Linked DNA regions of Mus musculus: region 1 is linked to region 2. A link is a contact called in ENCODE Hi-C or POLR2A ChIA-PET data. All regions are on one chromosome and are shown on one strand. The core of a region is the stretch at or near the end of the contact, and the rest is flanking DNA. Distances in the headings are between cores, read along the strand shown. Region 1 holds the start of Gtf2ird1 (general transcription factor II I repeat domain-containing 1). Region 2 overlaps Gtf2ird1 (general transcription factor II I repeat domain-containing 1).

What was found. A loop is a pair of places that touch in the nucleus more often than their neighbours do. ChIA-PET counts read pairs that join two places held with the same protein, here RNA polymerase II (POLR2A).
Region 1: a loop to region 2 is called in a map of heart, with 1.9 times the contacts of the local background. The contact joins the promoter of Gtf2ird1 here to the enhancer-like site in region 2. A Hi-C loop is called at or near these places in 10 of 37 maps with a recorded cell type or tissue (T-helper 2 cell, adrenal gland, gastrocnemius and 3 more). POLR2A ChIA-PET finds 5 or more read pairs at or near these places in 4 of 5 experiments (Patski and embryonic stem cell).

The regions. Positions count from the first base shown.
Region 1 is chr5:134,454,829-134,458,227 of GRCm38, forward strand. Gtf2ird1 (general transcription factor II I repeat domain-containing 1) reads right to left here and starts at 1,888. Exons shown (of 30, transcript NM_001081464.2): 1 at 1,681-1,888.
Region 2 is chr5:134,419,800-134,422,999 of GRCm38, forward strand. All of the region lies in intron 1 of Gtf2ird1 (general transcription factor II I repeat domain-containing 1), which reads right to left. Among named protein-coding and RNA genes, the nearest start is that of Gtf2ird1, 35 kb to the right of the region's middle. Within about 2 kb of position 1,417, at least 1 of the 3 ENCODE cell types and tissues checked has a DNase peak (open chromatin) inside an H3K27ac peak, as active enhancers do; it is heart, where a contact is called at or near this core.

The DNA.
Region 1 (3,399 bases), core at 638-3,137, 36 kb after region 2:
ACAAGGGAAGCAGCGCAGATCTCGTCCTTCCTTGTTTCCCCGGCTAGGATCCACTGGGACCCTTGGAGTTAGAACTGGCAATTTCTAGGTCATCCACAGAGCTGGCTACAGAATGAGACACAGCTCAAGCCTTCCACAACCCAGCAGGCTAGGGGGCTCTGACACCCCCACCCCCACCCCTACTCCCACCCCCACGCTAGGCCCGTTTCTAGGTCTGCTGGTAGATTTTCTAAAGACGCCAAAGTCAATCTCACACACTCCTGGAGCCTTAAGCAGGTGGTGACTTATGATGGAGAGACACGGGACAGTATCGGCACCCCATTTCGATGCCCCACTGCCCAACCCCTCCCAGCTGCCAGCCACCAGCCTCCTTCCACTTCCTCTTGCTCCAAATAGAATAAATAATCGATGCCGGTGCCCTTTCCCTCTGGGAATGACGCTGCTAAAATAAATGAACGGATCAAGGCACCTCCCAAGGCCAGAGGTCTTGGAGGGCCCCAACGGAGGAACAGGGAGCACTGACCACTGAGCTTCCAGGAGCAGCTCTGCAGTCTGAGCCGGAAGAGAAGCCCCTTGTGAATTCCCACTCCTCTAAAAACCTGCCGAAGACCAGCCTTCACGCCCCACATTCCAGATACACACTCCATCGCTGAGCCCGGCTCCTGAGTTCTTTCACTTCCCCAGGAAGGGGACCCAGGAACTGCCACCTCTAGTCTACTCCAGGGAGGCTGGGTCGCCAGACCCGATGCTGGTCTCCGCTAGTCTCCTGACAGAGCAGCCAAACTCTGAGAGCCACGGGTGTCCTCCCCCCCATCCCCCGTTTCCCTGGGGCTTAGAGGCCAGGAAAAAAGTCGCCCTCTCAGCCCCCTGACTGGCTGCAAAGCTGGGAGTCACACCGGTCGCGATCACTCCTAGAGACTCCGGATGGGGAGACTTTAAGCACCCTTTGGCCCCTCCCCCTCCTCTTCAAGAACTCAGAGACCACCCACAGCCGAGGCTCCCTCAAACTTGTTCCTTGGCACCCTCTGTGCCCCTTTTTTAGAGACCCTAAGTCTCTTTGACTCACCCCCAACCAACCAAAGAGGTCCGGCTCCCACCATGCAAGCCAGCCTCTTTACAGGATGACCCCCCCCCAAAAAAAAAAAAAAAAAACCGCCGCTCTGGGGCAGTGTTCGGACTCAGCTTGAGCGTTGGAGGACAGGAGAGGAAAAGGGGGAGGGGGAGGAAAGCTTCTTTCCGACGCCCCCTCCACCAACCTCCCCCGGCAGGGCAGCACCACTGACCTCATTCGCCCAACTGTATCCAGGCCTGCTGGGCTCCAGGCCAGTGGGGCGCTTCTCTCTCCACCTCCAGGGAATTCGAGGGTGAGAGGGGTGTCTGCTTTCCCCGATTCCAGCAGGTATCCGGAGGGAAGAAGCTGACCATCCCAACCCATCCCCCTCCAAACTCGAATTATAATCCCGATCACGTGCACACACACCCCAAAAGGCGGGCCTTAGAATTGAGACACCTGGAGGGGGAGGGGAAGGGACCTCCCATACACACAACACACTGAGGTTGGGGGGTGCAAAAATAAGGGCTCAAAACCAAAGCAAGCTCCAGAGCACCCCATCTCCATCATCCCTCATCCCATCCCCCACCCCCACCCCCGCCCCCAGTCAAACTTTCTCCTTTTTTTACCTTGCAGGATCCCCAAGCGCTCCGGGCGCCCCGGCCCGGGCCCGGTGGCCAGGACTCGGTAGATCCAGTCGCCTCTGGTTGCTGAGTTAATAATCCGGGAATGGGGGACAGGATCAGTAGAGGGAGGGAGGGAAGGAGGGCGGACGCGGTGCGGGCGGCCGGCCGGGGGCTGCGCGGGGCCCCCACCCCCGGCGCGGGCTGCGGCGGAGGGCGGGGCGCGGAGCGAGCGCGAAGCCGAGCCCGGGCTCTGGGAGGTTCTCTCTTTGTTCTGTAATCCCAGTAAGATTGCCAGCCATTCGCCCCGGCCCTAATCCCAGCCCCGCGCAACACCACCCTCCATTGGCTGTCATTTACATACGGGATTAGCCCGCACGGCCCGCCCCGTGCCACCGTGGGGGAGGACTCACAACCTCGGAGCCTCGAGACTCCCCCAGCCACGGATTAGAACCCCCTCCCCGGAGAGATCAGAATACATCAAGGTCACCCAGAGGACGCCCGGAGGATCCCTAGGTGGTTTGCCCTCCTGGTCACTCTTATGCCTGGAGTGTCCAAGGTCAGAAGGGAGGGACCCCAGGTTTTTCTCTTGGATGGCCTGGCCCAGGCCTTTTTATTTATTTATTTTTTATCTTGGAATCTCATAAAGCCCTGGTTGCAGTCAAACTGTTTTAGGGTCCTGAACACTCACGAACTGAAAAGTGAGGATAACCTTGAACAACCGATCGTCCTGGCTCTACCTCCAAGTGCTGGGATTATAGTTTATACCTGGGAAGACTCGAACCCAGAGCTTTCTGTATGTAAGGCAACCATTCTACTTATACAACTACACCCTAAAACCCTTATTGTTGTTGTTTTAGGATAGTTTCGCACACCCCACACTGGCCTCAAACTCTCTATGTAGTTGAAGATGACCTTGCACTTCTGACCCTCTACTTCCCAAATACTGGGATTACAGGTGAGCACAACCACACAGAGTGGTTTTGGGTCCCGAGTTTTATTTTACCATCCATCTGACCTCCTGTATACTACTAAATGGGGGAGGGGAACACTGGGGGACCCTCCCCCTCCAACCTCTCCAAAGCCATATGTCCCAAGTCAACCCAGCAGTTGGTTGGTAACCAGGTGGTCCCCTGAATCTTTGGCTAGGCCTTTGCTGGGATAGGCACAGCAGAGAGACATGTACCAGACAAGTCCCCAAACCACTCAGGGAGACTGTGCCTCAAATTCAGTAAGTAAAAGGTAAATAGATGCAGGACATGATAGAATGTGCTTGTAGTCTCAGCACTCAGGAGACGGAGACAGGAGGATTGGGAGTTCATGTCAGACTGAGCATCATAGAGAATTCTAGCCCAGTCTGAACTTAGAGAATCCCTGTAATATATATATATATATAATAAAGAGTTAGGCTTAGTGGCTTTCATCTATAATCCTAGGGCCTAGAAGTTTGAAGCAAGAGGATTTCTGAGAGTTTGAAGCCTGGCTGGCCCATATGATCCTGTCTCAAAAAGTGAAAACACTCAGTTTCACTAGGGATATAATTCAGTCAGTGTATAGAATGGTTGTCCAGCGTGCTTGCTTGAAGCCCTGGGTTTGACCTTCAGCCCCACATAAAACCAGATGATATGGCACAGTAACCGACTCGAGGACTTCGAGGACAAAGTCATCCTAAGCAACAACGTGAGTTTGAGGGCAGCTTGGGCTACATGATAGGTGATCATAAAA
Region 2 (3,200 bases), core at 167-2,666:
AGTAGACATCACTTTGAAACATGGCTGCTTTGTTCTACAAACTAACCTTACCTTCATTGTTAGGGGTTAAAGGTACATGCTAAGGGTGTGTCTGTATTCCAGCCAGATCTTACTGTAATCCAGGGCGTGTCTGCATTCCGGTCAGATCATATAGACCTAATTCTTAGGATGTGATCCTTTGCCAGAATAACCAAGTTGCTGGATTAAAGTTCCTCTACAGGCTCAGATCTGCTCTTGGACTACAGGAAAAAACGGGTTTTATGGCCAATGAAATGGCTCAGAGAATAAAGGTGCTTTCTATGGACCTGAGTTTGATCCCTAGGGCTCACATGGTAGAAGAGAACTGACCCCTGCAAGCTGTTCTCTAACCTCCACAGGCATGTGGTGGCATGAGTATGTGTGTGCGAGCGCATGTGCGCACGCACGCATGCACGCGCACACACACATCAAAATAAATAAGTAAAAATTTAGGGGAAAATGGTTTTATCAGGACCTACTGGCCCTCCCCATTATCTTAGCTACTGAGGTGGCCAAGGCAGGAGTATCCAAGTTCAAGGACAGCCTGAGCTACAGAGTAAGTTCAAGCCATCTTGAGAAATTTAGTGAAATTCCATCTCTACCAATGACAAAAGATTTAAAAGGAGGGCTGTGTATATGGCCCAGCCACAGACCACATGCCACAGTGAGGAGCAAGAGGCATGGTTTCAATGGTAGACTACCAGTCTACCATCTCCCAGGGAGGGGCTGGGGGCGTGGCTCAGTGGTAGAACATTTGACTGGCAAGTTCAAGGTCCTATATTCCATCCCCCATATCACAAAAATAAATTAATATAAAATAAATAAGCCAAGCCAGGTGTGCACACCTATAATTCCAAGCATTTGGGAAATAGAGGCACAGTGATTGGGAATTCAAAGACATTATTGGCTGCTGCAGGGTGAGTGTGAGGCCAGCCTGGCTATGAGACCTTGCCTCAAAACAAATAATGAAAATAAAAACCATCTGGGTGTAACGGCACATACTTTTAATCTCAGCACTCATGAAGCAAGTGGCATGCCTATCTCTGAGTTCGGGGCCAACGTGGTTGATATAACAAGTTCCAGGCCAGCCAGGGCTCCACAGTGAAAAAATAAAAGAAAACTCTGTATCGCTAAGAGTCTACATCAGACCACTCAAAGACATGGGAAAGGGACCATGGTCAGGATGCTCTGAAAAATAAGAGGCTGCTGGTGGCTTTGTCCTGGTCTTTCTGTGATCCTAAGTCACCACTGATGGGGTGCTGGGGGGGGGGGGGGAACGACTGCTGGATAACTGTATTCCCTCACAGCCAAGACATCCGTTAGCCTGGGAGCCCGACGGCTATGGCTGCCAGATCGTCCTCTGAGCCCTTGGGCCAGTCCCAGCCTCCCAGCTGCCCAGACCCAAATCAGATCAGGGCCAGGCAGGCAGCAGTAGCTGGCATTCTTGACCTCCAGCTTGTTCCAGACTCTTCTGACTCCTCCTGGCCCAGGTCCTAATCTACTTAGGAGAGAAGCAGGGACTCTGAGCCAGAGGCCCCGGGAGACGGAAGGGAGCTGGCCTGTGGGGCTATCCAAAATCTAGCTAGCTCGGCTTACAGGACCCTCCTGTCTCCAGCATAGTCCCGGTGAGGTACTTGGGAAGCTGCCTGCTTTATTTATATAGGAGCCACGAGAAGCCCCAGGCTCAGATATGTCAGGAGCACAAAGGTAAGGCAAAAACAGGGCTGGCAGGATGGCTCATGGGTGAAGGTGTATGCCACCAAGAATGCCAGGTTGCATCCATGGGATTTGCATGGAAGGAGACAACCAACTCCTGAAGACTGACCTCTGATCTGCGCATGCATCAACCATGGCACGTGCACGGATGTGAACACACACACACATACAGAACACTAATTTTAAAAAATTGACTTTTAATCAATAAATAAGCCAGGTAAAGTAAAAACTGACTTTTTTTTTACTTAGTATTAAGGGATGAAAAACAGGAAGCATGAAATATGATAAGCAAATTAGGGGTCCAGAAGATGGGAGAGGAGAGGACGGACGGAAAGGGAGGGCAGGGCAGGCAAGGGAAGGGCAGGGGAGGGAGGGAACCAGCCCAAAACAAGTATGGTAGGCCACCAGAAGGGATGTGAAACACCAGTGTGGTGGTGTACACTTATAATCCTAGCACTCAAGAGGTTGAGGCAGGAGGACTGTGAGGTGCAGGCTACCCGAGGCTACACAGAGTGGATCTCAAGACAGAAGGCCTGGACAGGCAAGATGGCGTCCTTGTTGGCAGAGATGCCTGACTGTCTGAGTGGAATCCCCGGGATTCAACATGGCGGAAAGAGACAACTGACTTCCACACATTGTTTACATGTGCAGGGACACCGTATGCACACACACATAACACAATAAAAAGTTATCAAAGAAATCCAACATCCCTGTGACCAAGGCAGGCACTGCGGAAGCTGGGCTCACCTGCTCTCTCTCTCTCTCTCTCTCTCTCTCTCTCTCTCTCTCTCTCTCTCTCTCTCTCTCTCCCTCTCTCTCTCTCTCCCTCCCTCCCTCCCTCCCTCCCTTCCTCCCTCTCTCTTTCTCTCTCTCTCCTGAACTGTCTCCAGGCCTAGGGGAGCCACCTGCTGCCTCTCCATCCACCCCCCTCAGACACGCCCTTGTCGGGCCAGCAAGCTCGCAGCTCAGCCTCACCACCCCCATCTTCCCTTTTATTTTATTATGGCTTTGTCTCTTGTTTGTTTTGCCAGACAGGGCTGTCCCGAAACTCACTCTATAGACCAGGCTGGCCTCTTACTCATAGAAACTTGCCTGCCTCTGCCTCCCGAGTGCGCCCAGCTACTATGGATTTTCCCTTTGTGACACAGTCAGCAAGCCCAGGTTGGCCTCTAAATCGAATGTAGCCCAGGATGACCTTGAACTCCTGATCTTCCGGCCTGCACCTCCCAGGTACTAAGCCCGGGCTCTCCTACGTTCTCTCCAGAACCAGCTGAGATCTGAAATGACCTGATTACACGCTTCCTGACAGATTTCTTGAACTCCTTGAGGCTAAGAGCTTAGCCACTGATGCTGACTGAATCCCCACAGCCCAGAATTCCTGCTTGACTTTTCCTGGGTATCTAACACTTAAGGAACTAGCAATGACAACTTGGACTGTGAGAGAGACGGTGCAGTGGTTACGGGGG